Regions from separate parts of the Homo sapiens genome. Here all the other regions are linked to region 2. The links are chromatin loops, found by intact Hi-C in ENCODE. Cell type or tissue: CD14-positive monocyte. All regions are shown on one strand.

What was found. A loop is a pair of places that touch in the nucleus more often than their neighbours do. Peaks named below come from ENCODE experiments on the same cell type or tissue, not always from the same donor. Only the 100,000 strongest peaks of a DNase experiment are listed, where the experiment ranks them.
Region 1: it touches region 2 in a loop (9-fold over the local background); 54 of 110 quality-filtered maps call a loop at or near these places.
Region 3: a loop joins it to region 2, with 3 times the contacts of the local background. A loop is called at or near these places in 14 of 110 quality-filtered maps.

The regions. Positions count from the first base shown.
Region 1 is chr7:112,547,628-112,555,627 of GRCh38, reverse strand. No RefSeq gene overlaps it. Among named protein-coding and RNA genes, the nearest start is that of LINC03076, 66 kb to the left of the region's middle. In CD14-positive monocyte, CTCF peaks have their summits at 4,784 and 4,987 (motif pointing left); a DNase peak (open chromatin) is centred at 4,987.
Region 2 is chr7:112,895,683-112,903,682 of GRCh38, reverse strand. It overlaps SAMTOR (S-adenosylmethionine sensor upstream of mTORC1), which reads left to right. Exons shown (of 5, transcript NM_152556.3): 3 at 7,944-8,000. Among named protein-coding and RNA genes, the nearest start is that of SAMTOR, 40 kb to the left of the region's middle. RefSeq lists enhancers at 4,734-4,783, 4,964-5,063. In CD14-positive monocyte, CTCF peaks have their summits at 4,609 and 4,808 (motif pointing right); a DNase peak (open chromatin) is centred at 4,812; H3K27ac peaks cover 781 bases.
Region 3 is chr7:111,747,674-111,755,673 of GRCh38, reverse strand. It overlaps DOCK4 (dedicator of cytokinesis 4), which reads left to right. Exons shown (of 53, transcript NM_001363540.2): 42 at 73-159. Among named protein-coding and RNA genes, the nearest start is that of DOCK4-AS1, 57 kb to the left of the region's middle. In CD14-positive monocyte, CTCF peaks have their summits at 3,125 and 3,324 (motif pointing left); a DNase peak (open chromatin) is centred at 3,293.

The DNA of each region.
Region 1 (8,000 bases), 350 kb after region 2:
GAAGCAACAGCCTGGGCTCCAGAGTTGGCCTCCCGTCCGTGCACAGACAAGGAGAGGTCTCATGAAGCTTCGGTGCAGTCTGGGACCCTAACTCTTTTTGTAACTAGTTGTTTGGCATGAGGCCCAGCCATGAGGGCCCTTCACGACTGGGCTCAAGGAACAAAAAAGGTCAACTTGTTTTTGTGATTGTCTATTGTTTTTTCAGTAACTAACATATAGGAATAGATTGAAATAGAGATTTTTCCAAAACAGCACAGGATGAATGCCTCAAGGGGCTCACACAACCTATTCTGGGACTTGGTGACCACTGTTTGTGTCCACATTCAATTGAGTTCAAATTTAATATTTAACTTTTCCTCCACAACATTTCATAGGAATGGAATCAAATAATATGTGGTTTTTTGTGACTGGGTTCTTTTACTTAGCATAACGATTTCAAGGTTCATCCATGTTGTAGTACGCATATTTCATTTTTATGCCCAAGTAATATTCTATTTTTTGGATATAGCACATTTTGTTTATCCATTTGTCTATTGATGGACACTTACGTTGTTTCCATGTTTTGACTATTATGATGAATGCTACCATAAATATGTGTGTACCAACTTATTTGTGGACAGACTTTGTAACTTCTGGGTATCTACCTGGGGTTGGAGCTGCTAGGTCATATGGTAACCCTACATTTAATCATTTGAGGAACTGCCAGACTGTTTTCCAAAGTGAATGCACCAATTTACATTCCTGCCAGCAGTGTGTAAGAGTTCCAATTTTTCAGAACTTCACCAACTCTTGTTATTATCAGACTTTTTTTATTCTAGCCACCCTAGTGGTTGTCAAGTGCTATCACTAAAGGTTTTTGAGCCAATAATAAATGCAAATTTAGTTTCAGAAGGATGACTCTGACATCAAGATGGGGAAAGAATTGAAATAAGTAGGACTAGAGGCATAAAAGTCTAATAAAGAGATTCTAGCAAAGTTAGTAATAATATATAATTGAATTTGCCAGGAGAGTACATCTTAAATATTTTCACTGCTGAAAACAAAAACACAAAATTTAACTATATGAGGTTAAAAGAGAGAGATGATAAACCTATGACATAGTATATGTTTCTGTCAGTGGCTACTTAAGAAATATTACAAGTAAAAGAGGCCCATCACTCCAACTACTTTGTAATATCAGGGTCTTGACTTCACATTGTTTCCTCTAAAAGTTGATCATAATCTTTTAACAACTATCATGAAAATGGAGGCCACATTTTAAGACTCTTCCAAAGGAAGCCACCTCTTCTACACCTACCAAGTTCTTTGCCTGTTCTTCCCACTTTCATCCACCCCAGTGATATTTCTGGACACAACTAGTGGTGATCCTGTTTTTAATGCATTAACAAGGATTAGGCAATTAATTGGCTCTAGAAGGTGAGAAAGAAAGAGGAGTCTAGTAACTCCTGGTTTCTGGCTGGGGTGGCTGGTAAATACTAGTTCTCACTAAGACACATAAAGCAGACCAGGAAAGAGTACTCAGGGGAAAAGGAAGTGTAGTTAGGGAAAAAGGAAGTATTCAGATTTAAGCACTTTGACATTGGAGACATCCAGGAGAAGAATTGGGCAAATAGCTGGATAGGAGTTCCCATGGTAGCGCTTCAAATTGTCTGCTTCAAGTGCTTAAACTACAAGCCTGCAGAAAAGCTTAATTATTTGCTCATTTAAATGTCTAGAACTTGCCATCCTCCTGCCCTCTGCTGTAGTAAATAGAGTTTGAAATTAGAAAATTGGCCCCAATACTCAGTGAAAAGAAATTTGGAGGAAGTATCTCAGCAAAAGATAAAGAATAGCTATGTATTTCCCCAATTCTCTTCCGTTCTTTGCTGGTGAGATGCACCATGTTTACAAAATCTAGAACCAATAACCGACTTCCCCGATACTAGAATTCATTTGTTCACTCAGTTGTTCAACAGAAATGCATCAAGTGTCAGGTACTATTCAGCTGTTCAAGATGCAATTTATTAAACAAAAGAGACATGGTTTCTGCCCATCTTATCCCCTGCCATGGAGGTGCCTCCATGGTTTTTCTCACTCACAAGCTATTTTTCTGGAAAAGACAATCATCTAGCATCTGGGAATTGCACTAGATAGGAAGATTTTATTTTATGCATCAAATAATTTTTAATAATTATTTAAACCACCTTGGAAAAACATTTTTAAATGGTTGGCAGTTCTCCTAGAATACTAAGTTTCGCGAACAACATGAAAAAAATGGTTACAAAATTGTTTAAATCTCCAAAGAATATAATGCTAATTTTCTAAAGTAAGATAAGAGTTGAAAATCCTAGTTTAAAAATGGAAACTCAGAATAAAATGTTAAATACAAAACTGTAAACACTGCAGCACTGTTTGCCTCTGGCTCAAAAAGCAAAAAAAGCAGGGCATTGAGAGGGAGCCACACTGATGTTTGCAAGGCTTTTATTTAATGGTGCAGTTTCTTTTTTTTTTTTTTTTTTTTTTTTAAAGGATTGGCTTTTTTTTTTTTTCATGTTGAAGGATTGAGCACATATTTCTATTGAGGATCTTGAGTTAGTTTGCTACTTAAAATGCAAGTTCCTTATACAGATAAGGTTTGTGTCCTATTTCCAAACACATATAATGAGTGTAGTAAAGAGGGAATTTCTTTTTTTGTTTTTCTTTTTTGGAGATAGAGTCTCTTTCTGTTGCTCAGGCTGGAGTGTGGTGGCGTGATTGCAACCTCTGCTCCCAGGGTTCAAGCTCACTGCAACCTCCGCTTCCAGGGTTCAAGCTCACTGCAACCTCCGCTTCTAAGGTTCAAGCAATTCTTGTGCCTCAGCCTCCTGAGTAGCTGGGACTACAGGCATGAACCACCATGCCCAGCTAATTTTTTCTATTTTAGTAGAGATGAGGTTTTACCATGTTGTCCAGGCTGGTCTCAAACTTTTTTTTTTTTTGTCCTCTTTAGATTTATTTAATCTCAAGAATTTCTTATTTATTTATTTATTTATTTATTTATTTTTTATTGATCATTCTTGGGTGTTTCTCGCAGAGGGGGATTTGGCAGGGTCATAGGACAATAGTGGAGGGAAGGTCAGCAGATAAACAAGTGAACAAAGGTCTCTGGTTTTCCTAGGCAGAGGACCCTGCGGCCTTCCGCAGTGTTTGTGTCCCTGGGTACTTGAGATTAGGGAGTGGTGATGACTCTTAACGAGCATGCTGCCTTCAAGCATCTGTTTAACAAAGCACATCTTGCACCGCCCTTAATCCATTTAACCCTGAGTGGACACAGCACATGTTTCAGAGAGCACAGGGTTGGGGGTAAGGTCACAGATCAACAGGATCCCAAGGCAGAAGAATTTTTCTTAGTACAGAACAAAATGAAAAGTCTCCCATGTCTACTTCTTTCTACACAGACACGGCAACCATCCGATTTCTCAATCTTTTCCCCACCTTTCCCCCGTTTCTATTCCACAAAACCGCCATTGTCATCATGGCCCGTTCTCAATGAGCTGTTGGGCACACCTCCCAGACGGGGTGGTGGCCTGGCAGAGGGGCTCCTCACTTCCCAGTAGGGGCGGCCGGGCAGAGGCGCCCCTCACCTCCCGGACGGGGCGGCTGGCCGGGCAGGGGGCTGACCCCCCCACCTCCCTCCCGGACGGGGCGGCTGGCCGGGCGGGGGGCTGACCCCCCCACCTCCCTCCCGGACGGGGCGGCTGGCCGGGCGGGGGGCTGACCCCCCCACCTCCCTCCCGGACAGGGTGGCTGCCGGGCGGAGGGGCTCCTCACTTCCCAGACGGGGTGGCTGCCGGGCGGAGGGGCTCCTCACTTCTCAGACGGGGCGGTTGCCAGGCAGAGGGTCTCCTCACTTCTCAGACAGGGTGGCCGGGCAGAGACGCTCCTCACCTCCCAGACGGGGTCGAGGCCGGGCAGAGGCGCTCCTCACATCCCAGACGGGGCGGAGGGGCAGAGGCAGTCCCCACATCTCAGACGATGGGCGGCCGGGCAGAGACGCTCCTCACTTCCTAGATGTGATGGCGGCCGGGAAGAGGCGCTCCTCACTTCCTAGATGGGATGGCGGCCGGGCAGAGACGCTCCTCACTTTCCAGACTGGGCAGCCAGGCAGAGGGGCTCCTCACATCCCAGACAATGGGCGGCCAGGCAGAGATGCTCCTCACTTCCCAGACGGGGTGGCGGCCGGGCAGAAGCTGCAATCTCGGCATTTTGGGAGGCCAAGGCAGGCGGCTGGGAGGTGGAGGTTGTAGCGAGCCGAGATCACGCCACTGCATTCCAGCCTGGGCACCATTGAGCACTGAGTGAACGAGACTCCGTCTGCAATCCCGGCACCTCGGGAGGCCGAGGCTGGCGGATCACTAGCGGTTAGGAGCTGGAGACCGACCCGGCCAACACAGCGAAACCCCGTCTCCACCAAAAATATACGAAAACCAGTCAGGCCTGGCGGCGCGTGCCTGCAATCGCAGGCACTGGGCAGGAGTGAGGAGAATCAGGCAGGGAGGCTGCAGTGAGCCGAGATGGCAGCAGTACAGTCCAGCTTCCGCTCAGCATCAGAGGGAGACCAATTGTGCAGTTTCAGTGATGAAAATTACTAAAACCCTAGATGAGACTGTTTAATCAAAGAATAATAGCACTTTGCTAAATTCTTATTGAAGTTTAATTTACATACAAAATTCTCTCATTCTAAGCAAACAATTTGATAGGTTTTGACAAATGTATACAGCCATGTACCCCATCAACACAATAGATATAGAGCAGAGGTTAATAGAACTTTTGGTAATGATGGAAATATTCTGTATCTGGCTTGTCCAATGTGGTAGCCGTGAACTACATTGGCTATAGAACACTTGAAATGTGGCTTGGGGAATTAGGGTGCTGAATTGTTAACTATCTCATTTTAACAGCACATAGCATTTTCTTCACTCCCAAAAGTTCCTGTTGCTATCATCTTGCAGTGTTACTCTAGTGCCCTCTACTGACAAAGCCTAGCATTCCACTAGCTGGCAAATAAATATTTATAGGATGCAACCTCACTATTACAAAGCAGGGACTAGAAGGGTAGATTTCAATCGATGACTGGTCCAATAGGTGTGCTTAATTTTGATGAATTTCAGTTTATCCATTTTCTTTGTCCTTTTTGTCTTACCTTAGAAATCTTTGACTAAATAGTTTCTCTTAGATTTTCTTTTAGAAGTTTCGTAGTTTAGCTCTTACATTTAGACCTATCATTCAACTTGTGTTAACATTTTTATATGGTGGCCAGGTATGGTGGTTCATGCCTGTCATCCCAGCATTTTGGGAAGCAAGGTGAGAGGATCACTTGTGGCCAGGAGTTCAGGGCCAGCCTGGGCAACATAGGGAGACCCCATCTCTACAAAAAATACAAAAGTTAGCCAGGCATGGTGGCATACCCCTGTGGTCCTAGTTACTCAGGAGGTTGAAGCGGGAGGATCACTTGAGCCCAAGAGTTCAAGGCTGCAGTGAGCTTGATTGTGCTACTGCACTCCAGCCTGGGTGACAGAGTGAGACCCTATCTCTAAAAAAAAAAAAAAAAAAAAAAAAATTACATGGCGTGAGGTAATGATATTTTTACATATGGATATCTAATAGCTTCAGCATTTGCTGAAACACATTTGTCAACAATCACTTGACCGTTTACATACCGGTCTATTTCTGAACTCTCTGGTTTATATGTCTATCCTTACACCAATGAAACTATTTGGATTATAGCAACTTTATAGTAAATCTTGAAATCAGTTACTGTGAGTCTAACTTTATTCTTTTTCAAAATTATTTTGGCTCTTCTGGGTAGTGTGCACTTCAATATAAATTTTAGAATCAGCTTGTTAATTTCCATTAAGGAAAATGCCTCCTGGGATATGCGAGATTTTATTAAATCTATAAATGAGGTTAACTGACATTTTAATTCTATTGCATCTTCCAATTCATAAATTCAGTATATCTTTCCATTTATTGTAATTTTATAAAATGTATCTAAGCAATGTTTTGTAGTTTTCCTCAGTTGTTATTCTGGGGATTAGACAAACTCACAATTCTTACCCCTTCTGGTTCAGAGATTAAACTTTTGTCTGTCTTTCAGCTGCTTTTCAATACTTTCTAATATCTTTAAATAGTTTTTTAATTATTTAACAAGTTTTTATAATTATCTGCTTGGAATTTGTGGGATCACTTCACTCCTCCAAAAGCAAACTCCTTAAATATGTTGATAATAATCAAGTCTAAAGCAAAGATTAGAGCTCTTCTTGGCTCTAAATTCTATCAACTTTCTAGTCACATCTGGTGCTTGCATTATGATATCTTCATTTTAGTCAGCTAAAGCCTGAAATAGGAAGAACAAAATAGACAAAGCAAGCTCGTTTTCTATCAAGCTTCTTATATTTGTGAATTACACAGATTAGAACAGATTTACCAATCAGAAAACCCAAAGATGTGGTCATTCTCTCAAAATATTATATTATAAAGCACGTAAAAATCCTCATGGAAAGTGAAGTAGTGAGGAGAGTACAAGTACATATTTCACAATATTATCCAATGTGTTTTATTTCTCATTTCCAGTAATTCCTCCTACCATGCAACTATTTTCCCCAATTTCTTCGTTCAGAAAGCAGCAAGAGCAAGGGGGTCTCATATTCACTGCCATGTTCAGGTTTTGTTGTTACAGCAGAAATGAAGTTGGAAAGAAATTAGTTAATACTAAGTATTTGAAGTACAAATTAGACTTGAATATTCTGACAAAAACAATATCCTTATTTAACTTAATTATTCAATTTTATTTTTAAAATATTTGACTAGTTGATACATGTACATAGTACAGCATTCATAAAGTACAAAAAAAGTCTATCATGAAAAAGTTTCCTTCACTCATTTCTCCCCACCAGCAAGTTTCTTCTCATGTTTTCTTCTAAAACCTTTATAGTTTTATTTTTTATATAAAAATACTTGAATCATCTGAAGGTATTTTTATGTAAAGTGTAAACTGTGGATCCACTTTGGTTTTGTTTCCAGGTGGTTACTCAATTGTACCAATACCATTTGCTAAATAATCTACATTTCTCTTTACTAATCTGAAATGTTGCTTTCATCATCTGGATATTGAGGGCTTTAAAGCAATAAAACAATTTCAAACTACATACACCTCTATTTGCCTTTTTTAGATCACTACTTAATTTCACATTGTTTTTGGTATTATGTAGTAAACAAAGAGAAATTTTAACTTGGAAAAATTATTTTTATAAAACTTTCTAAATGATTCATCAGTTTCCTATGATTAGCATTTAGAGAATACTTACTATATAACAAGCAACTCACTGGGTATGAAGGAAATGGAAGTGTTTATATATTTATTTATTTTTGAGGGTCTCACTCAACCAGGCTAGAGTACAGTAGCGCTATCACAGCTCACTGCAGCTTCAACCTCCCAGGCTGAAACAATCTTCCCACCTCACCCTCCTGAGTAGCTGGCCACAGGCATGCAACACTACATAATTGCTTGCTTAGCTGTACTATTTTTTGTAGAGACTGTGGGTGGCTATATTGCCCAGGCAGGTCTTGAACTCCTGGCCTCAAGCCATCTTCCTGCATTGGTCTCCCAAAGTGCTGGGATTACAGGTGTGAGCCACCATGCCTGGCTGAGTTGTTCATTTTGATAAAACGTTTGCTCAAAACCTATCCTATGATAGACTATCTGGAAACACAAACCATCAAGAGGTTTATCTCTGGGGAAGTGACTTAATTTTTATGGCATACCCTTTTTTCACTTTTTGAATTTTATGTCCTATGTCTGTTACTTATTTTAAAAGTTTTGATTCTAAAATCCTATGGAGGGACCAAGATGGCCGACTAGAAGCCACTGTGAACCACGGCTCCCACTAAGGAGAACAAAAATGGTGAGTGGATCCTGCACCTTCAGCTGAGGTATGCAGATTCTCTTATTGGGACTGATGAGGCGGTTGGCATGACCCACA
Region 2 (8,000 bases):
TCCTTTTTCTCTCTTGCTCTCTGCTGAACCTTTTGAGAGTCAGTTACAGAAATTACCAGACTTTTATTCCTGAATACTTCAGTGTGTATCATGTAAGAACATTCTTCTACGTAATCATAATACAACTATCACACTCCAGAAATTTAGCATTAATGTGATGCTAACTAATAATGTAATCCATAATCAAATTTCCCCAATTTTCACAATAGTGTCCTTTATACCTGTATTTTTTTTTTTTTCAATCCAGGATCCCATCAGGGATAACTCATTGCACTTAGTTGTGAAGCCTTTTTGGTCTTTAATCTAGAAAAATTCATCATTTTTTTCTTTTCTTTTTTGTCTTTTTATGATACGACTTTTTTTTTTTGTTTTGAGACAGTTTCGCTGTTGTTACCCAGGCTGGAGTGCAGTGATACGATCTGGGCTCACTGCAGCCTCCACTTCCAGGGTTAAGCAATTCTCCTGCCTCAGCCTCCCGAGTAGCTGGGATTACAGGCACCTGCCACTACACCCAGCTAATTTTTATATTTTAGAAGAGGCGGGGTTTTACTATGTTGGTCAGGCGGGTCTTGAACTCCTGACCTCAGGTGATCTGCCTGCCTCGGCCTCCCAAAGTGCTGGGATTACAGGCATGAGCCACTGTGCCTGGCCTATGCGGCCATTTTTTAAAAGTCAACATTTTATAGATTGCCTCTCAATTTGGATATGTGTAGTTTATTTGTGATTAGATATAAGTTAAGTGTATTGTTAGCAAGAGTTTTGCATAGGTGATGTTGTGTCCCTCTCAGTTTAATACATCAGGAGATACATGATATATTTATCCCAAGGTTGGTTTGTTTTCTCTTTTAAGTAGACTTTATTTTTTAGAGCAGTGGGTTTACAACACAATTGACCAGAAACCCACAATAAAATTGACCAGAAAGTACAGAAAGTTCCCATATACAACCACTCCATCCCAAACATGCATAGCCTCCCCCACTGTCAACATCCAGCACTAGAGTGGTACATTTGTTAGAGTTGTTAAACTTATACTGATAGATCATTATCACCCAAAGTCCATAGTTTACCATAGGGTTCATTCTTGATGTTGTACATTCTATGGTTTTTGAAAAATGTATAATGACATGTATCCTCCATTATAGTATTATACAGAATAGTTTAACTGCCCTAAAAATCCTTTGTGCCGGCCTTTTCACCCATCTGCAACCACCAACTTTTTTGGTTTTTTTTTTTGTTTTTTTTTGTTTTTTTTTGTTTTTTTTTTTTGAGACGGAGTTTTGCTCTTGTTGCCCAGGCTGGAGTGCAATGCCGCGATCTCAGCTCACCGCAACCTCCGTCCACTGCAGCCTCCGCCTCCCGGTTCAAGCAATTTTCCTGCCTCAGCCTCCCAAGTAGCTGGGATTACAGGCATGCGCCACCATGCCTGGCTAATTTTGTATATTTAGTAGACACGGATTTCTCCATGTAGGTCAGGCTGGTCTCAAACTCCTGACCTCAGGTGATCCACCCACCTCGGCCTCCCAAAGTGCTGGGATTACAGGCATGAGCCACCACGCCCGGCCTGCAACCACCACCTTTTTTACTGACTTCATAGATTGCCTTTTCCAGAATGTCATATAGTTGGAATTATAAAGTTTGTAGCTTTTTCTGATTGGCTTCTTTTACTTAGTAATTAGCATTTAAGGTTCTTCTGTGTCTTTTTATGGCTTGATATCTCATTTCTTTATACTGCTGAATAATACTCTGTTGTCTAGATGTATCACAGTTTATCCATCCACCTATGGAAGGGTATCTTGGTTGCTTCCAAGTTTTGATAATTATGAATAAAGCTGCTGTAAAAAGTGTAACATTTTGCATTCTCATCAGCACTTGATAAGCATTCTTGTTGCTTCCACTCTGTGTATCTTCTTTGATGAGATGTCTGTTCAGGTCTTTTACCTGGTTTTTAAATTTATTTGCATTCTTACAGAGTTTTAAGAGTTCTTTCTATATTTTAGATAACAGTTCTTCATTGTATATGTCAGCAGTCCTCAACTTTTTTGGCACTAGGGACTGGTTTTGTGGAAGACAATTTTTCCATTGACTGGAGTGGAAGCAGGTGGTTTCGGGGTGATTCAAGTGCATTACATTTATTGTGCACTTTATTTCTATTATTAGTACATTGTAATATATAATGAAATAATTGTACAACTCATCATAATGTAGAATCAGTGAGAGCCCTGAGCTTGTTTTCCTGCAATTAGCCAGTCCCATCTGGGGGTTATATGGGATACAGTGACAGATCATCAGGCTTTAGATTCTCATAAGGAGCGTGCAGCCTAGATCCCTCACATGCACATTTCACAATAAGGGTTCGTGCTTCTATGAGAATCTAGTGCTGTCACTGATCTGACAAGGTGCAAAGCTTAGGCAGTAATGCGAGCAATGGGGAACAGCTGTAAATACAGACGAAGCTTCACTCACTCACCTGCCACTTACCTCCTGCTGTGCAGCCCAGTTCCTAACAGGTCACGGACCAGTACTGGGGGTTGGGGACCCCTGATATGTATGATTTGCAAATATTTTCTCAGTGTCTGTGGCTTTTCTTTTCATTCTCTTGACAATGTCTTTCACAAAGCAAAAAATTTTAATTTAGTGACGTTCAGCTTATCAATTTTTTCTTTTACAGATCATGCCTTTGGTGTCATGTCTAAAAAGTCATCACCATACCCAATGCCATCTAGGTTTTCTCCTATGTTACCTTTTAGACAGTTTATAGTTTTGCATTTTGCATTTATGATGCATTTCAAGATAATTTTTGTCAAAGGTGTAAGGTCTATATCTAGATTTACTTTTTTTCTTTTTTTGCATGTGGATGTCTAGTTCTAGCATGACTTGTTGAAAAAATTTTCTTTTTTCTCCATTGTATTGCCTTTGCTCCTTTTTCAAAGATCTGTTGACCATATTTTTGTAGGTATATTTTTGCACTCTCTATTGTGTTCCATTGATGTATTTGTCTTTTCTTTCACCATTACCACACTGTCTTGATTACTGTAGCTTTATAGTAAGTCTTGAAGTTGGTAGTAGTCCTTCAGTTTGTTTTTCTGTCAATATTGTGTTGCCTATGTTAATTTTAGGTATTATGGAATATTATTCACAACTTTACTGATTCAAAAGGTACGCAGATATTTGGCCGAACATTATTTCTGGGTGTGTCTGCGAGGGTGTTTCCAAATGAGATTGATATTTGAATCTGTAGACTGAGTAAAGCAGATTGCCCTCTCTATTGTGGGTGAGTAGGCCTCTTTTGAGGCCTTCCATCTAGCTGGAACCTACACCATTGACACTTCTGGTTCTTAGGCCTTTGAACTTAGACTACAACTTATAAAATGGTTCTCAAGCCTTTTTGTACTTGGACCAGAACTTATAAAATAGTTCTCAAGCCTTTGGACTTGGATTGGAGCTTTCCTGGTTTTACAGCTTAGGCATAGCAGATTGTGGGACATTTCAGTCTGCATAATCACATAAGCCAATTCCTTATTACAAATCTCTTCTTAGATATCTGTTTATATATATATATATGTACAGATATAATAAATTTATCCCATTGGGTTTTTTCCTCTGAATATATGAATAGTTTATGCACTACAATTACAGTTTTAGAGTATTCTGAATTTAACTATGTATGTACCTTTACCAGTGAGTTTTATATTATACTTTCAGATGATTTCTTATTGTGTGTTAGCATCCTTTTCTTTCAAGTTGAAAAATTCTCTTTAGCATTTCTGGTAAGGTAGGTCTGGTGTGAAGTCCTTCATCTTTGTTTATCTACATATTTCTCCTTTGTGTTTGAAGAATAGCTTTGCGGGGTACAGTATTCTCAGTTGAAAGTTGTTTCCTTTTTTTTTTTTTTTCCTTCAGCACATTGAATATGTCATCTCATTCCCTCTTGGCCTGTAAGGTTTCCACTGAGAAGTGTGCTGCCAGATGTATTGGAGTTCCTTCATTTGTTACCTGTTTCTTTTCTCTTACTGCTTTTAGGATTCTTTCTTTGTCCTTAACCTATAAGAGTTTGATTTTATGCCTTGAAGGTAGTCTTATTTGGGGTGAAGCTGCTTGGTGTTCTTTGATCTTATAACTGCATATTTGTATCTTTCTCTAGGTTTGGAAAACTGTTATTATTCCTTTGAATAAACGTTCTACCCCAGTCTCTGTACTTCCTCTTTAAGGCCAATAACTCTTAGATTTGCCCTTTTGAGGCTATTTTCCAGACTTGTAAGCATTCTTCTTTCTTTTTCACTCCTTTTTTCTTTTTCTCCCCTGATTCTGTATTTTGAAATAGCCTGTCTTTAAGCTAATTCTTTCTTCTGCTTGATCAATTCTGTTTAGATAGTAATACATATTTTTGTTCATTAATTGAATATTTCAGCTCCAGGATTTTTGTTGGATTCTTTAAATTATTTTAATCTCTTTGTTAAATTTCCCTGAAAGATTTATGAATTCCTTCTCTGTTTTTTTGAAGTTCATTGAGATTCCTCAAAAAGCTATTTGGAATTCCCTGAGAAGTCATATATCTGTACTACTCCAGGATTGGTCACTGGTGCCTCATTTAGTCTGTTTGGTGAGGTCACATTTTCCTGACTGTTCTTGATGCTTGTGGATGTTTTTCAGTGTCTGGGCATAGAAGAGTTAGATATTTATTCCAGTCTTTGTAATCTGGACTTGTTAGTATCCATCCTTTTTCAGAGGGCCTTCTAAGCATTCAGAGTTTATCTAAAGTATTACCTAAGCCTGTGGTCACTGTAACCATTTCAGCACTAGAGGGCACTCTAAGCCCAGGTACACTGCAACTTCTGCAGATTGCTGAATTCCCAGCCCTAATGGACTTGAAGATAAGGGAGAAGTTGCTGGGTTCCCAGGCAAAATCCCTCTTCTTCCCCCAGGTGGAATGAGTGTCTGTTTATGCTGGTCTGACCAGAGTTGGGGAAGAAGTGACACAGACACTCTTGTGGCCACCACAGCTGGCCTCATGCTGGGTCATATTTGAACTGTCATTGATGTTTACTGAAGGTCCAAGGCCACTTTAGTCAGCAGGTAATGAATCCTGCAGGGACTTGGGGTCCATCCCCCCAGGGCAGAGGATTCCCTTCTGTCCCAGGGTGGGTCTAGAAGTGCCATGTGGGAACAACAGCCTGGAATCAGGGGCTTTAGGATTCTGCCTGGTGCTTTGTTTTACTGTGGCTGGGCTGGTACCTGGGTTGCAAGGCAAAGTCTCCTATACTCTTCCTCTCCTTGCCCCAAGTGGAAGAAGTCTCTACACTGTACTGCCTAGAATGAGGGGAGGGGTGATGGAGGCATTCCCATGGCCACCACAGCTGGTGTCACACTTGGTTGTAGTACCCTGGGCTCACAGCCTCTGCTGAGACCAGCACAGCACTGGGGCTCACCCAAAGACTACAGTTGCCATGGTCTGGCTGCCACTGACATTTATTGGGAGCCCAGGGCCACTTTATTCAGCCAGTAGCAAAGCAGACTAGGACTAAGATTCCTCCCACTAGGGCAGCAGACTTCTTTCTGTCTGTTCAAGGATGGTCTAAATGCCCCCTGTGGGCACCAGTAGATTTCTGCCCAGTGCTGTGTTCCACTGTGACAGGGCAACATGGAGTTCCAGTGCAAAGTCCCGTAGTTATTTCACACTCCCTCTGCAAAGCACAAAGATTATCTCTCTGGGGTGTACTGCCGGGGCTTGGGAGAGGATGGTATAGACAGTTCAAGACTGTCTATGGAGTTCCTATCATCTTCAATGCATCTTTTCTTGTAGGAACTGTGATCTCTTAACTGACTTAGTTCTTATGAAGGTGCTTTTTTGCATGGATAGTTACTCAATTTGATATTCTTGCAGGTCTAGGGGGTGATTGCTGGAAGATTCTGTTTGGCCACCTTTTCATACATTTCTCTCTTTTATGCAGTCGTCATCTGACTCTGTACTTTGAGTGGCCTCCAAAGCCAACTCGGTTTCAGATTTTTATTTTTTCAATAACAAGTAAAATGAAGTGTTATTTTTTATTTCCTTGTTATGCCATAGGTATAAATGGTAAGTGCTTTTATTTGCTCTCTTTATTGATCTGTATGTTTTTTGAGGGTATATGGGGATATTGGAATTTAGATGATTGTCATTATTCTATGAGAACCTAGAATTTTAGCCCTTTAAGTATTTTACTGCCTTAGTAGCTGTTAGGTTAGACCACATAAAATTGCAATTTTTGTAGCTCAAGAACTTTTGAATATCACCAGTTTTATATGGTTCTACCTGATAGAAACATAAGCAAGCTTTTTAGTATTAATTTCAAGTTGATAAAGTCTACATTTTTATCAGCTTTACTGAGGTATAATTTATATACAATAAAATGCACCCATCTAGTGTACAGTTAGTGGGTATTTACAGTTGTTTACACTTATGTAACCACCACCACTATCAAGATATAGAACATTTTTCTCCAGAAAGCTCCCTTGTACCCCTTTGCACTCGTCCCCACACCCTATCCCAGGCAACCTCTAAACTGCTCTCTGTCATTAGATTAGATTTGTAAAGACTGCATTTTAAAATTGGCCTGTGGATCTTGTGTGATTTGAAGCTTGCATACCTTGGCTCTCCTTCCTCTTTATGTGTGCACTAGGCTCAGGGTTTTTTCATTTGTGAATAGGTCCACTCATCTTCTGCCCAGTACTTTAAACTTCATGTATCTTGAACTGAGGTACATCTCTGAAGACTCATTCTGCTTTTCTCTTTCATGTCTTTGCTTATGCTGTCCTTTCTGCCTAGAAAGTTTCCACTCTACTTTACTTTCCTGGTTTATTCCTACTTATCTTTCTAAAATCCATTTATATTGCTGATTTTAGATTGGGTTAGGTACTTTATTTATAGAAATAACTATCTTTGTTTATCTGTTTATCAATCATGTTTTTTATTGTTATATATAGTAATTATTTGTGTCCTTTACTGAGGTAACAGTAGCTTCTTGAGGGTAACAACTATGCCTTCTGCAATTTGGCCATCATTATGCACCTCTACACATGATGCGTACTTAATAAATGTTTAATTCATGCTGAATAAGTTTCAACTTCTGCGTATAGAGTTAAAACTAAATCTACATAGTATAAGTTAAAGAAGTCTTAGTAATAGGAACTAAGAAAAACTGAAGTTGAACTAATGGGATCCTGTAAGCATGAAGGAGAAATGGGCATAGTTCCCTTGGACCATAGTTGTACTTGCTGAAACCAGTTTTGCATGAATTCTTTGCTCTTCAATTCTTCTCTTGCCATGTATTTTTGGAACTTCACCAAGCAATGTCTGTGGAGAATGATAAAATAGCTTTGTGTAAAGTATGAGCTATATGTAGTAAATTAAGTGCAAATAAGAAGAAAAATGAGCTCGCTCGCTCTCCATATATACATATATACACATATATATACACATACATACAAACACACACACGCGCGTGCGCGCGTGCACGCACACTCACCCTGACTTTGTTATCATAAACCCAGAGGGACCTCAAGAACAGCTGTTGGGTTATCTGTCTACTACTAGTAAAGCCAGCTCAAAATTAACTGCAACTACTATTCCTTCTGGATGTTGTCACTGCATAGTAGAGTTATGTAAGCTTTGCTGGAGAAGTTTTAGTCGAGAGAAGTTCAGTAAAGTATATACAAACACATCTGTAATCCTGAAAAAACATATTTTTTATTTACTAAACATAATTTGTGATCATTCTTTATTGTATAGTAATTTTTAAAAATTTGAAAGTGCTACAAGGTGCTCAAATTTATCTCAGTTTGACATTTTCAAAGCAGAAATCTTAAATTTGAAAGTTTCCCATCTTGATTAATAAAAGCCAATTTTTTCCGTCTTATTTTGTAGTCGTACACAGTATGTTAAAATACAACTTTATTTTTACTTGTAGTGTATGCAGAGAATATTTCCAAAATGGTGGGAAGAGAAAAGCACTTGAGAAAGATGA
Region 3 (8,000 bases), 1.1 Mb after region 2:
ACAAACACTAGTCATGGAAGTAGCTAGAAAGAAGGGCAACTTGGGAGACTTAATGTGTTTTGTGTTTTGTAGAGTCTCTGGGTGGAGAGAACGTCATTATACTTGGTGCAGAGTTTGCCTGGCATCTCTCGCTGGTTTGAAGTGGAAAAGCGTGAAGTGGTAAGGATCAGAGCTTGTTCTCAAGCACTTTCTCATCACAGTTGTTCACTTGGAGTTGTGCCGTATATTCATTACTTCTCCTTCGACCCAGATTCTCTGGAAGCACTCATAGTAAAATAGTGAATGTTTATGGTCTTGACCGCTATTACCAAGGCTGAGAAGGTGAATATTAATATTATCCTAATGTGTCCAGATGGAGGGATTCCTTGAAAACAACTCAATTTGCTACATGTAAAAAAACTATTCAGGCCCTTGAGTTAGAAGACTTGGAATTCCAGCTCTCCTAATTACTATAGCTGTGTGACCTTCAGTGCTTAGTGTATCATACCAGTGCTAATACTACCTGCTTTATCTTATTTAATCATCATATCAAAGCTATGAGGTATATATTCTTATTCCTGTTTTTGCAATTTTTGACAAGAGGTCAAAAGCCTTTGCCAAAGATCACATAGCAAGATGTTGAAGAGAGACTCCAACCCAGATATTTCTGATTCCAAAGCCAATTATATTACTCTCTTCTAGCAGTAGGTTTCTTACAGGCTGAAGGAGGCTAATGTCAAGTCTCTGCACAGTGCCCGATGCACAGTAAGTCCGTGTTGTTACAGTTCCCAGTAGAAAGGATGGCAGCGTATTAGTCTCACTGAGCAGTCCTGGGTGGAGCACCCACTGTAGATCAGTGGGTGCCACTGTAGAACCTGGTAACCACAGCTCCCAAGAACCCTCCGGTTGTAAAATGTGACCCCAGCTCCAGGCCCCAGTTGTGGACAGCAGGGAGAGCAGCAGCTGAAGGCAGCCACATCCAGGGTGGGACCCCACCCAGCTGTCTGTGCTGTTCTTCCAGCGACAGCACCTCGATGTCAGCCATAGCCCTGCAGTCTCACAGCCTCCCTTGCTACATCCATTATAGCCATTTATTAACTTTATTTCACTTAGTGTGAATGTTCATTTGTTTCACTGCAGAAATAATAATGTGTTTGTTTTTGAGCCTGGGTCTCACCCTTTCATTGCCATAGTTCTCTGATAGGAAGTGTGCCAATTGTGCAAATATAATGTAATTCATACCTTATTTAGGTCACAAGCCTATTCTGTCAATCCAGAAGAAAGAACAGCTCCTGACCAAATTGTTTTTCAAGAATTGTTTGTCTTACCTGAAATGTCTCAGCATTGAAACTACTCTCGGCCTATCATGTTCAATTAAGCTAAGGATTTAAAAGTTAAAATTGAACTCTATTCAGCAGATTACATCAGTGCAGTTGTATTCTTGTCCAGTCTGAGGTCCAGAGTCCCCAAAAGCTGGCTGCTTACATGTTGTGCCCTGGTACCTTCCATGGAAGTGGGGAGACTGCTAAACGCAGTGCTCAAAAAGTCTTATTATGCTTCCCGCTGAATGGCATGGGTCCAACTTGTAGAAGTGTTTTTAGTCATCCATGCTGCATTAATGATTCAGAGAGCCTTTAGCTACTTACTACCCAGAGCATTAAATCCTGTGAAGTCTCATCAATGGTCCTAGCCCTTGGAAATGTCATATACACATACAATGCTAATAAAAAATAGCATGCTGATAATGATAAAAGGAGCATTACTAAACACAACCTTTCAAACATCAGCTGCCTACTTTATTAGAATATGTAATCTTATGTTCTGTCAAATGGAACAAATCAAATTCAGCTGTTTTGTTCCCTGAACACAGCCCACTCTTAACAGCTTTTGTGTTTTTCTCTTGTTCTTGCTGCCTAGAATGTCCTCACTGTCGATTAAAGCTATTGGTTTCCTGGTTTAACTCCTAGTGTAGAAGGTCTTCAAGAACAGGGACAGGTAGTAGGTGCTCAATACAAATACATCACGTTGAATTGAAATTCCTCATCTGCAGATGTCAGCATCTGAAAACCAAGAGATGTTTTCATTTGTTCGGCTCCAAAGCTCATTTGCTAATAATACACCCAACCTTTTCTAATGCAAGTCCATTTATTAACTTTATTTCACTTAGTGTGAATGTTCATGTGTTTCACTGTAGAAATATTATATTTCCTTTTTGTTTTTGAGACTGGGTCTTGCTCTGTCACCCAGGCTGGAGTGCAGTGATATGATCATGGCTCACTGCAGCCTTGACCTCCCGGGCTCAAGTGATCCTCCCACCTCAGCCTCCCAAGTAGCTGGGACCACAAGCATGTGCCATCACAACTGGCTAATTTTCTGATTTGTTGTAGAGATGAGGTGTCACGATGTTGCTCAGGCTAGTCTTGAGCTCCTGGGCTGAAACAGTCCTCTAGCCTTTGTCTCCCAAAGTGCTGGGATTACAGGCATAAACCACCATGCCCAGCCTTATTAATGTAATGCATTTGATTAAAGGAACCTGCCCTAGATCCTGCTAGGGGTTACATAATATACCATATATGGCCCTATACTGCCTTTCTAAAATCTGAAAAGTTCTTCATTCTGAAACATGTGGCACCAAAGGTTTCAGATGAAATTGGGGACCTTTATTTTCTAAATCACAGACCCCCCCCCCAATAGCTTATCAACTTTTGTTAAGATATCAATGCCTTTGAACTATTGTTTCCTCTGTAGTTTATTATTTTCAAAACCCAAAAAAAGTGTTTTTGTCCTGATTAAAAAATTAGCTCATTTCAGCTGGGTGCCATGGCTCACCTGTAATCCCAGCACTTCGGGAGGCTGAGACAGGTGTATCACCTGAGGTCAGGAATTCAAGACCAGCCTAACCAACATGGTGAAACCCCGTCTGTACTAAAAATACAAAAAAGTAGCCGGGCATGGTGGCACGCACCTGTAGTCCCAGCTACTTGGGAGGCTGAGGCAGGAGAATCGCTTGAACCGGGGAGGCAGAGGTTGCAGTGAGCTGAGATCACACCACTGCACTCCAGCCTGGGCAACAAGAGCAAACCTCTGTCTCAAAAAAAAAAAAAAAAAAAAAAAAACCTAAGCTGATTAAAAAATTTTTAATCAAGACAAACATTTATAGTTTAGAATCCATAAATGATTTTTTAAAAATCCAACTAAAGATTACGAGAATATTTTCATACCACATCCTGCCCATCAGAAAACAATGTGCCTCTTTCTAAATACTGTATACCCAGAATCTAACCACTCCTCAGCGCCCCCACCGATAGCGCCACCTAGTGCCTGATTACTGCAGTAGCCTCCTAAAAGATTTGCTTTCCCCCTTATCCCTGTAGTCTCCTCTGTACATGGCAGCCAGTGACCTTTTTAAACTTAAGTTATAGCATACAAAAATAGAGAAAATGTATAATGATATAATGAGCCTGACTTACCCATCATTGCTTCAACAGCCATCAAGCCAATTTTGTTTCATCTACATGTCTACCTGCTCCCTCTCAACTGGACTATTTTTGAAGTAAATCTCAGATGTCATATCACTTCATCTACAAATATTTTAGTATTCATATTTATTTTTAAAAACCTGAAATATTGTCACATTAAAAATTAACAATAATTACTTGATCATAAAATGTACAGTGTTCATTCCACACTTTACCAAGTCTTTTATTCTGCATTTTAGACCAGCCTGGGCAATGTAGTAAGACACCGTCTAAACAGAAAATTTAAAAAATTAGTCAGCATGGTGGCATATGTCTGCAGTCCTAGCAACCTCCTACTCCAGAAGTTGAGGCCAGAAGATCACTGGAGCCCAGGAGTTTGAGGTTACAGTGAACTATGATCATACCACTGTACTCTAGCCTCGGTGACAGTCTCAACCCTCTTTTTTAAAAAAAAAAAATTATATATTTTTAGGCCAGGCATGGCGGCTCATACCTGTAATCCCAACACTTTGGGAGGCCAGGGCAGGCAGATCACTTGAGGTCAGGAGTTCAAGACCAGCCTGGCCAATATGGCAAAACCCTGTCGCTACAAAAAATACAAAAAGTAGCTGGGCATGGTGGATCACGCCTGTAATCCCAGCTTCTCAGGAGGCTGAAGCAGGAGAATTGCTTGAACCCAGAAGGTGGAGGTTGCAGTGAGCCAAGATTGCACCACTGCACTCCAGCCTGGGCAACAGAACAAGTGAGACTGTCTCAAAACAGAAAAAAAAAAAATATTTTTACTCTATTATTCGAATCCAGATTTAAATAAGGGCCATGCATTGCAATTGATTGAAATGTCTTCTAAGTCTCTTTCAATCTGTAAGTTTCCCCTTGCATCACTTTCCTTATTTTTTTATTGAAGAAACTAAAGACTGTTTATCCTGAAATGTTTCCGTATGTGTGGATTCTGCAGACTGCATCCCAGTGAAGTCATATAACATGTTTCTCTGTCACCTGTATTCCTTGTAAATTGGTAGTTAGAACTAGAGACTTGATAAAATGTTTGCTTTTATTTTCACAAGACTACTTCATACTTGGTGTTATGTGCTACTGGTTGTCGTGTGTGTGTGTGATGTTGGCAGCCACTGGTGATCATTGACCAGATCCATTAATCTTTTATGGGTTGCAAAATGGTGATATTTTATTTCATGTTTATTTACTCATTGGAATACTCTGTAAAGAGAAATGTCCTCTCACTAAATATTTGATTACCCTGAGGTACAGGAAAGATAATGCTGTATTCTACAAAAGCGACTGGAGGGGTTTTTGTTTGGTTGGTTTTTGGATCATTAGTAACTCATGGATATAAGTATATTTGTTTTGTTTTAATCCATGGCAGTTATTAAATTTAAAAATGTTCCATCTTTGCCTGTTGGGAGCATCTTCAAAATGGCTCCTGAGTCTGTTTTCACAGTATCCAAGTAGTGTTTGTTACTGAGCTAACACACAGGATCTGATTGTCAAGTTCGATGCAGGACTCAGCGACCCCTCCCAGCATCAAGCTTTACTAGTAATTTCAAGGCAGGCAGGATGCTCAGATAAAGCAGCGAGATTTCTGAGACATTACACATCGTCTGCTAGGTCCTTCTTCCCCACATCAGTAATAATTCAGAATTATAGGTGGAGTCCCTGAGGTTCACAGGGTTCCTCATTCAGAAGCACGTTTAAATTATGAAGTGTCGATTATGAAACATTCCATTTTCTACTCCAGAGAGTTAGTTGTAAAGCTTCTCAGGGACATTCTGTAATCATGCCTCATGGATTCTGGTTTATTTATTTACTTAAAGAAATCCTTTGACTGGGGACTTTAGGGCATTCTGTAGATAACATCTCTTCCTCCTAGCAATTACTTTTAGTCTGTTTACTTGAAGGTTCAATTGACAAAGAGATAAGACATAGTCACCTGTCTTTTCTGTCCCTTAAGGACATTCCCCAGTAAAGAAAATGAATGGATCACAGGCCAGATACTTTCATGTTTTCCTCCCATCCTTACCTTTACCATCCTTCCTGGTAAGACGAGGTGGTCTAGGATCACTTGAACATCTCCTGCCCCAGACCTGAAAGCAGCTATTTCTCCAATGACTCCTTATTCATTTTAGTGGTGAACAATATTTAGAGATTGTAATCTGAAGGATAGAGGAAAGTAATTCTTGGTGAACACTCTATCACATATCTTTGCACACTTCTTTGACCGTCCCCTTATATTTCCCTAGAAGTGAATTAATCAAAAGTATCCCCACTGTAACCACTGATTCATGGCTCAGCAATGGGATATATCGTTTACACCCTGTCTAGAGGGGATAACTAGTCTTAGGAATACTTATTTCCCCAGCATCTTCTCCAACACTAAGTGTTGTATATTTTAATCTTTCCAAATAATAGACCAAAATTATACTGGGGTTGGATGTTTTGTTTCAGCATTTTTTGAATGCTAAGTGAAGATATGTTTTCATATATTGATGAACTCTATACCAATCATATCCTTTGCCCCTTTTCTTCAGTATTTGGCAAATATTAACATTTTATCTATCCTTCATGTTGGAAATATTTTCCAAGTCGTTTGTATTTTGCCTGTGTTTATTATGTCTTGTTTTATTTACTTTTAGAAAATTTGATTTTTAATAGCATTTGAATTTATAAAGATGAAGATTGCTTTTTTCTTATAGCCAAAAGCACATAAAACCTACTATTGTAACCATTTTTATGTGTGCAGTATGGTAGTGTTAACTATATATACATTGTTGTGCAACAGATGTCTAGAAGTTTTTCATCTTGGAAAACTCAAACTCGATATTCACTGAACAGAAGTTCTCCTCTCCCCTTTCCCCTAGACCCTGGGAACCACCATTCTATGTTCTAAGATGTTTTGCTTACTTTTTAACTTTCAGTTACTCAGAGCTCTCAGACTTTTCCTTTATGGTTTAGGTTTTGTGTACATAAAACAAAGGTTTAGTGTTACAAATAATCTGAAAGTAAATACCCGTTTTCCACCATTCAGGTAAAGAAACAGAACATTGCCAGCAGTATCCTGCAGGCCTCCTGTGCACCTCTTCTCAATTATAGCTCCATCTTCACCATAAAAGTAGTCACTATCCTGACTTCTATGGTATCCATTCCCTTGCTTAGTGTATCACCTATTTGCCTCTCTAAACAAGTCGATTTGGTTTTACCTGGTTTTGAACGTTATATAACATACTACTTGTGTTCTATTGAGACATATTTGACTCAGTGTTGTGTGTAATATTTTTCCATGTTATTGCATGTGATTGAAGTTTGTTTCATTGCTGTATACTATTCCATTCCATGAACATATCACAATATGTTTATTCTCTTGTCAATGGACATACGGATTTTGGAGATTATGAACATTTTTGTACATGTTTCCTGGTACACGTGCACAAACCTCCTACCCCACTTTTCCTTATATGCCTAGAATTTCTGAATCGATATACACACACACACACATGTATATATATCTTCAACTGTTTTTCCAAAGTGAATGAACCAACTTGAACTTCCAGTAGCAGTAATTGAGAGTCCGTTGCTCACAGTCTCACTCTCATCTGCTGTTGTCATTTTTACCATTTCAGTGGGTGTTTAGTAGTATGTTATTGTAGCAGTATTTTTCACATCTTTGATCACAAATGAGGCCCAACACCTTTTCATTATTTGTTTACTGGCCATTTGAATGTATTCCTTTGTAAGTGGTTGTTTAATTCATTTGCTCATTTTTTATTGGGTCGTTTGCCTTTTTCTTCCTGGTTTTTAAGAATCCTTATATACCCTGAACACGTGCTTTTTGATGGTTACACATGTTACAAAATCTTCTATGTTCTTGCTTATCTTCCCTTCTCTTTGTCTTTGATGAATGTTCAGTCTTCATATTCTAGGATTTTTCAGTGTTGGTTTAAGATGATCCAAGTGACCTTTAAAAACTCTAATTTGTTTCCTTGCCTGAATGAACCAATATTTAAATATGCTAATTGTAGTCCTGAATTACTTGATTGCTGAGAGCTTGGCAGACCTTCTCTTCAAGGCAATAGCAGTCCCAATGACATACATTTGAAGAGCACTTTTATCATTTTCACAATTAGGTCCTCCATACAGCCTGGAATTTTTAAGTCATTATGATTCTATTTGGCTCTCCAACAAATAGATCCTGCAGTATATATTATCTTGTTTTCTATAATTCCCAACTGTGTGCCATCCTGTGCCACCTTATGGTGCTGTTATATATATATATGAGGTTCATGTGGCATATGTCCCATCTTCCCAACTGGGCTGAAAGCTCCTTGACATCAGAGGATCCATAAATGCATCTTTATATCTCCCATGGTGCTTTGTATCAAATAAGCATGAGAAAGGGGATAATATTCAGGGTCTCTGAATATTTAACCCTTCAAAAGAAAAAAAAAACTAGTTTTAAAAGACATGAGATGCTTGGATATTATTTTAAGGATTAAATTGGTTGTTGCAGTGCTAATGTAGAATTGATGATTA